Linked DNA regions of Mus musculus: region 2 is linked to region 1. Evidence: chromatin contacts called from ENCODE Hi-C or POLR2A ChIA-PET data. All regions are on one chromosome and are shown on one strand. Each heading gives the region's core, a stretch centred on a gene start or an enhancer-like site at or near the end of the contact. The rest is flanking DNA. Distances are from core to core; before and after follow the strand shown.

Evidence for each region. Hi-C counts contacts between places; a loop is a spot of excess contacts on that map. ChIA-PET counts read pairs that join two places held with the same protein, here RNA polymerase II (POLR2A).
Region 2: a loop to region 1 is called in a map of T-helper 17 cell, with 3 times the contacts of the local background. The contact joins the promoter of Dkc1 here to the promoter of G6pdx in region 1. A Hi-C loop is called at or near these places in 2 of 37 maps with a recorded cell type or tissue (T-helper 17 cell and left cerebral cortex). POLR2A ChIA-PET finds 5 or more read pairs at or near these places in 2 of 5 experiments (both embryonic stem cell).

The regions. Positions count from the first base shown.
Region 1 is chrX:74,427,145-74,430,483 of GRCm38, reverse strand. It overlaps G6pdx (glucose-6-phosphate dehydrogenase X-linked), which reads left to right and starts at 1,604. Exons shown (of 13, transcript NM_008062.3): 1 at 1,604-1,661; 2 at 2,305-2,432. The coding sequence starts at 2,313. Ikbkg (inhibitor of kappaB kinase gamma) reads right to left here and starts at 803. Exons shown (of 10, transcript NM_010547.2): 1 at 663-803.
Region 2 is chrX:75,094,137-75,097,314 of GRCm38, reverse strand. Dkc1 (dyskeratosis congenita 1, dyskerin) reads right to left here and starts at 1,461. Exons shown (of 15, transcript NM_001030307.2): 1 at 1,188-1,461; 2 at 414-481; 3 at 1-32. The coding sequence starts at 1,203.

The DNA.
Region 1 (3,339 bases), core at 355-2,854:
CCATTTCTCCTAGTGTTAAAAAGCAAAGTCCATACAACAGCCTACAAGATCCTATACCACCTATACTCCCTTCCTTCCTCTCCACCAACTATTCTCCCTTGCCCTCTCTGGTCCTTCCTTTTTCCTAGGAAATGCCAAGACAACACATTCCTTCTCAGGTCAGATAAATGTTATGAGGACAGGCAAACAGATTACTATGAATCATTTGCAAAGTAAACTGAGGTGCAGAAGGTAAGACCTTTAGTTGTGAAGGTACACGTGAAAACTTTTTAAAGACTTCAAATGCACTCAAGTTTGATAAACAGCCTAGCCTGATGGCGAACACCTGTTGCTCTAGCACTCGAAAGGCTGAGGCAGAACTTTGAGTTCGAGGTCTACCTGGCCTACAGTGCAAAACGTGTTTCAGAAACAGTTTGATCAACAGAAAATGTCTGCTACCTAAAGAGTTCTAGCACTAGGGGCCAAGCCCTTAGGCGACAGCTGCAGTGAAGGGAAGGGCAGATTCAATCCGACTAGCCTAAATAATCTGGGTAGCGAATAATTAGAAGCTTGCGGCAGAACAAACTGGGCCTAAGGTGGGGGGAAGGGTGTGGACCTCTGGAGTCTCGGAAGCTACGAAACAGCCACCGATGGAGCCCTGTCTTTGGAGAAGAGGACCACACCTGTCAGCAGAGTCGGCCAGAAGTGAAGAGGGCAGGAGCAGAGGGATCCGACCGCTCCGACAGAACCGGAGCTCCTAGAAAGTCCTAGTCAGGCGGTCACCCTTCCCTTCTCTGCAGTGGAAAACTCCACTTCCGGCTTCCGGTGTCGTAAGTGCGGGATCCGGAAGTAAAACACAGACTCAAAGGCTTGGAGATTAACCAGTGAATCAAAACCCCAAAGTGCCATACTCTGTTCCAAAGAAAAGTCTTAGATCGCCAGCCTGCGTCGGCCAGCAGAACACCAGAGCTCTCCTCACTGATAAACATCACACACTTATACACACACTTTTTTTTTGAGACAGGGTCCCATAAGACCAGGGTCTCGAACTCAGAGATCTACCTGCCTCTTTTTTCCCGTCTGCTAGGATTAAAGTAGTGCGTCACCACGCCCACACTCGCCCCTACCCCATTTTCAAGGCACCGCATCCGCACTAAAACACCCAAGTTTCAGTCTGGTCCTGCTACTGGGCTCTCTGCCGCTGGGCCCCCACCAAGGAAAAAGCCTAGAGGAAGCTGCGAAAGTCCAGCTCCGAAGCCAAACTAGCAGCTAGGGAAGGCGTGGCTATGCTGCTAACGGAAGTGGGGTCATCCGGGAAGGTGCAGGGCCTCGAAGGTCCAGCGGAAAGCTAGGCCATACATAATGGCTGGGTGACACAGGAGACGGGGACCCAGGAGAACTGTGTGGAGCTGCACTTATGACAAGACTTTGCGATCTCGAAATTGTAGGGGCAGCGGCATCGGGGAAGGCCAAAGGGCGGGGCTGGCCAGGGATGCGCGCGCATCTCCTCCTGCAATGATAGACTAGCCCGAAGCTCCTCCCCTCCTGCCTCTCCTGAGGCGGGTCAGCTCAGTCAAAGCACACGCCCTCTTGCGTTAAATGGGCCAGCGAAGCTTAGCCCCCGGAAACTGGCTGTGCGCTACAGATCTGTGAACGTGTTTGGCAGCGGCAACTAAACTCAGGTAAAGGGGTGGTCTGATGGCATGTCGGTGGAGGGACATGCTTCACGCTTGTACGCCGCGAGTCCCTTTGATGCGCGCTAATCTACAAGTTTTTAACCCATCCCTTTGTATCCCGCACTTTCCCCGCATTGGGCCCATGAGGACTAGACCTTTAGAAGAGAAGGGACTTTCGGGGATCACCCAACTGGGCCAGAAGAGAGCCGGAGCTGAACTCCATCATCTGCACAATCAAACGTGCTCAGTTCATTGTGGAGTTTCTGGCAGACACCCGAGTACGATACGATGGTCCCATATACAGAGTGTGATGCCGTAACCAGATTTTATCTAGCTGCCCACAGTGGATGTCCTAGGTGAATTATATTAAAGCTTTAGTACTTTCGTAATGTACAGCCCCTAGCGAAGGCAACTTTGGAGGTTATGGCTGGAGCTCAGAGGCAGCAGTTTCTGAATCTCCGAATGCATGTATGCTCGCGCGCGCGCGCGCGCGCGCGCGTACACACACACACACACACAGAGCATTCCCGGCCAGTGGTTTTAGTAATCGTCACCAGCCTGGTGAGAACCCAAAAGACCCTTGGATAAGGTTAAGTTGTCAATGCTCTTTCGTTCTCCTACCATATCAATGAGTCTTTTCTTCCACCAGAAAACATCATGGCAGAGCAGGTGGCCCTGAGCCGGACCCAGGTGTGTGGGATCCTGAGGGAAGAGTTGTACCAGGGTGATGCCTTCCACCAAGCTGATACACACATATTTATCATCATGGGTGCATCGGTGAGTCTCCCTTCAGGCCCCGAGTCTAAAAGATGAAATATAGCCTTGTGCAAGGCACTTCTCTCTCTCTATCTCAACTTTCCCAATTGACGGAACTGCTGAGGTACCCACAAGTTCTACTAGGTTGAACTCTATGGCATATACTCCACCTGTGTGTCCTGATCATCACAGCAGTACCTGATATACATGTACTTGTGTCACATCTCAGAACTCTGTGCTGAGCCATTGAGTGGAGACCAGACTTGGACCATCACAGGTGCTAAAGCACCACCCAGTAGCACTTCTTCCTCCTGGATGAAAAAAAAAAACTGATGTGCAATCAGGGAAAATTCTGATTTTAATGAATCTGTAATTTGAAAAATATTACTGTTAATTTCAGTGGAAGAATCTGAGGTCCTGCCTCTCCCTCTTTTCTTTCTACGGCATGAAGTTCCCTAGGGATAAACACCTCCTCTTTGCCATATCTTCCAAAGCCTACTGCAAATTTCTGTTCATCCCACCTAGTCCCAGCTCTGTTAGGAAAAACTGAAGAACAGAAGCAGTCAGAGGGGTGTTGTATTGACAGTACACAGTGAGACTGGAGCAGGTGGGGGCTTAGTAAAGTCATGGCTTAGACCAAATCACCCCCTTATGTGCTATGTGGCAGCAGGGCACGTTCAGTGGCCAGTGTTCGATGGCAAAGGTAAACTCAATTGCTTGCTTTTAATCCTGGAATCAGCTCACCCTCGTGTGACCATCTTCACTATTAACTTATTGTGTAATCTTGGACAAGAACTTCATCAGAACTAGTGTGTTCTTGAAAGGGTAGCCACTGGCTCAGCACCTTCCACCCTGGACCCCTCAATGCTGGAGGAGCTCTGTGGTTTTTTGTTCACACAGAGCATTGCCATGCACCAAGGGCTACAGC
Region 2 (3,178 bases), core at 212-2,711, 670 kb before region 1:
TTGATAAGAAATTCTTCAGCATGTTGTATTTCCTTCAATAGAGCAGAAACATTTCTCAGCTTAATTTTGGAAGTGCATGCCTTTTAAACAAGAGGAAAGGAGGGGTGTGATTTCTGAAACCCAGGTCACTCAACTTTAGGAAGATCAAGTTGAATCCAAATATTTTAACAAAACCATGGGTCTGCTGATGGAGTAAGGCAGAGAAATTCAGGGTCAATAGCTCACCATTTAGCATGCCATGCATGTTAGAAAATTTCTCTGGGAGTTGTATGATTTCAGGTTTTTGCCCGTTCTACATAATGACCACTAAGTACTAGCATATTGATTGAGAATATTTAAAAGCACTTTCCCCCTTTAATGTGCTGTTTACTAAATTATCTCAATCAGTCGAAGCAAAGTAAATTTCTACTCACGGCAACATCATCTTCTTGTAATGGCTTCCGGTCTTTTTTCTTCTTATGCTTCTTTGGGAATGTAATTACTACAAGAAACAAACTCAATATTTGAAGATTTTGAAAACTAAAACCAAAGTTTAAAATTAACTCTAAAATCGGGACAAAGAAAACATTTTAAAGTCTGACATTACTGGAGAGAACTTACGTTTGTGAGGCCAAACACTAGGATGGCTTGGCTGGTAAATGACTCTAGCACGTGTTGGCTTCCCTTCGGGTTCTCCACGTGGCTGTGGCAAGGCCAAATATTACTTAGGGAAGCACTTGTCCACAGGCTGGAAAGTTTCACAAACGAACACTGCACTGTCCATAGGGGCTTGTGATCTCTTAAAGTTTTTCTTGTAGGTCTGAGTTACACTTGCTTCCAACTCCTCTGTTCCTTTCCTTCCTAACCCTTGCTCTGCACCTTTGCTACCCTCATTTCCATAATGTCCTGCCTAGTGCCAGCAGAAATGCTACCGCGTCTCCTTATCACGACACAGTCGCCTCCACGGCTGATGCCTTTGGGAGGGGACCCTGGTAGAATCTTTTGCACGAAGCCAGGATCTAATGAAGCCTAGTCACTGGTCACGAATGCGTGCATTCACAGGTAGAGCCAGAGCCGAGTGGTGAGACAGCCAAACTGCGAGCGGGAACACGGGGAACCGCGGGTCACGATGCAATCTCACTATAACTAGCTCCGGGTCGTGTAGGAGGCCCCACAGGTCTCATGGCACTGCCACCAGAACCTCTTACCTTCTGCATCCGCCATCTTGAACTGCACCGCGTGCGTCCCGCCCAAGCCGCCACAAACTAAGAACTGTAGACTCCTATGGTGTGAGACCCGTCCGGGCACGTCATTAGGACCCGCCCACCGTTGCACCGCCCCTAGCTTGCTGATATAAAAAAGGGACGTAGAGAAGAGGAGGAGGAGGAGGAGGACAGGACGGGGTACGGGGGCAGGAATCTCTACGAACCCGCGGACTGTCTACTCAATCCCATTGGCTGATTCGGCCACGGAGGTGTGACCGCACATGCGCCTGGAAGCTCCCCCTCACTCCTCCCCACCCCAACCCCACACTGCCAACCCTTGGCAGAGCGCCTTGGAACCTTGGCCAGGCTTCTGCAGTAACAGACTACAGCGGGTGGGCTGTACTGTACCCTCCTCCAGTCTAGCTTCAGCTTCAGCACTTGGACATCCTTCTTAGCGCGCTATAAATAGCTGGTTTTAACTCAAACAGACATTTTTTTGCTTGCTATCATGTCAGTTTCAATTGAAAAAGACATTGAGGTACACAGTGTCAAAGTGAAAGCTGTTTACTCCTTGAAATTCCTATTAAGTTATGGCTGTATTGGCCAATAGGAATTGAGTGCAAGCCTCGTGTAAACTTTTAAATTTTCTAGCAGCTACATCAAACTAAAAAGGTTGAAAGTGATTCTGGTAGTTAATTTTACATAACCCTGCGGATCTGGCATGTTATTTTAATACGGAAGCAATATGCAGCAGTGTGTAATGTTTTGCTTTTTTCTGTATGAAGTTTTTTTCCAGTGTGTTTCACACTTAACCTGTACACTTAAGTTCGAATTCCACAGCCTGGACATCAAGTGCAGAGCTCTAGTGGCTGAGATAATGTAACAGCCAGAAAGTAACAGCTCTAGGATTGAGCCCTGACTTTTGTCGGGTAGAGTCTTCTGGCTGTTAATCCGAGCTACTGCCTTTGAGATAAGATCTCTGGAATATCCTCCTTCACCCTGTTTCCTATTCTACCTCTGTAGATTCTTTTGGCTTTCTGGATTCATAACCCATATCTAGTGAATTTGATAGATCATTAGTTATCTTCATTGTAGATGGAATCATTTGCCAATAGTTTTCCAGTTAGTTGTTGCTGACAAAAAAAAAAAAAATAGTATTCTTTTTCTTCTGATCTACAATGCTAAAATCAGATTTTTTCAGTTTTTTTTTCTGTTTTTTTTTTCTTTTTTACTATGACTTACAATGGGTTTTTATGTCTTTATGGAATTCATTTTGCTAATAGTGGTAATGATCAGAATTGACTATTAACAGATAAGACCCTTAGAATTAAATGTTATTTTATAATGCTCCAGTGATAATTAATAGGGTGAGTAAATCTGAAGTACTCATTTGCCATTTGTCCAGTGCCTTCATCTTTGTCCTGTATCTCTATGCTCAAATCTTTTTGGAGAGATTTTGCTTTCGGAGAGTTCCAGAACCCGTGGATTTTTCTTCACTCTTACTTCTCTAACCATCATTATAATGTCTCTATTTCTCCAGTAGCTTCCTGAAGTCCCAACTTTTTCTACTTTCCCTAGATTGTCTTAATAAGCAGCCTGAAAGTATCATTAAACTTAGGTCCTGTTTATGCTTAAAATACTTTTTAAGGGTTGATGATAAGGTTCAACAGTGAAGTGTGAGTGAGTGAGTGAGTGAGTGAGTGAGTGAGTGATGGATGAGAGCAAAGAAAGAAAAGTTCATTCCCCTCAGACAGATTTTCTTAAGCCAAGAGTTAACCTCTGCTTTGCCCCAGGACACAATTTAAAAACCTAGAAGCTGCAGGAGAAAAAAAAATGTGTTTGAAAACAATCTTAAGAGTTTGTAAATGTGTGTCTCTGCACAGGAAAACAAAAAATCCAGTCTCTTCTCAAAGATTAGGGATTTAAGTCTCTGAAGTTTCCCTCTCCTAATTTAGGGTTGGTCAGTTTGAAGAAAGATAGAGTGGTTGATTAGC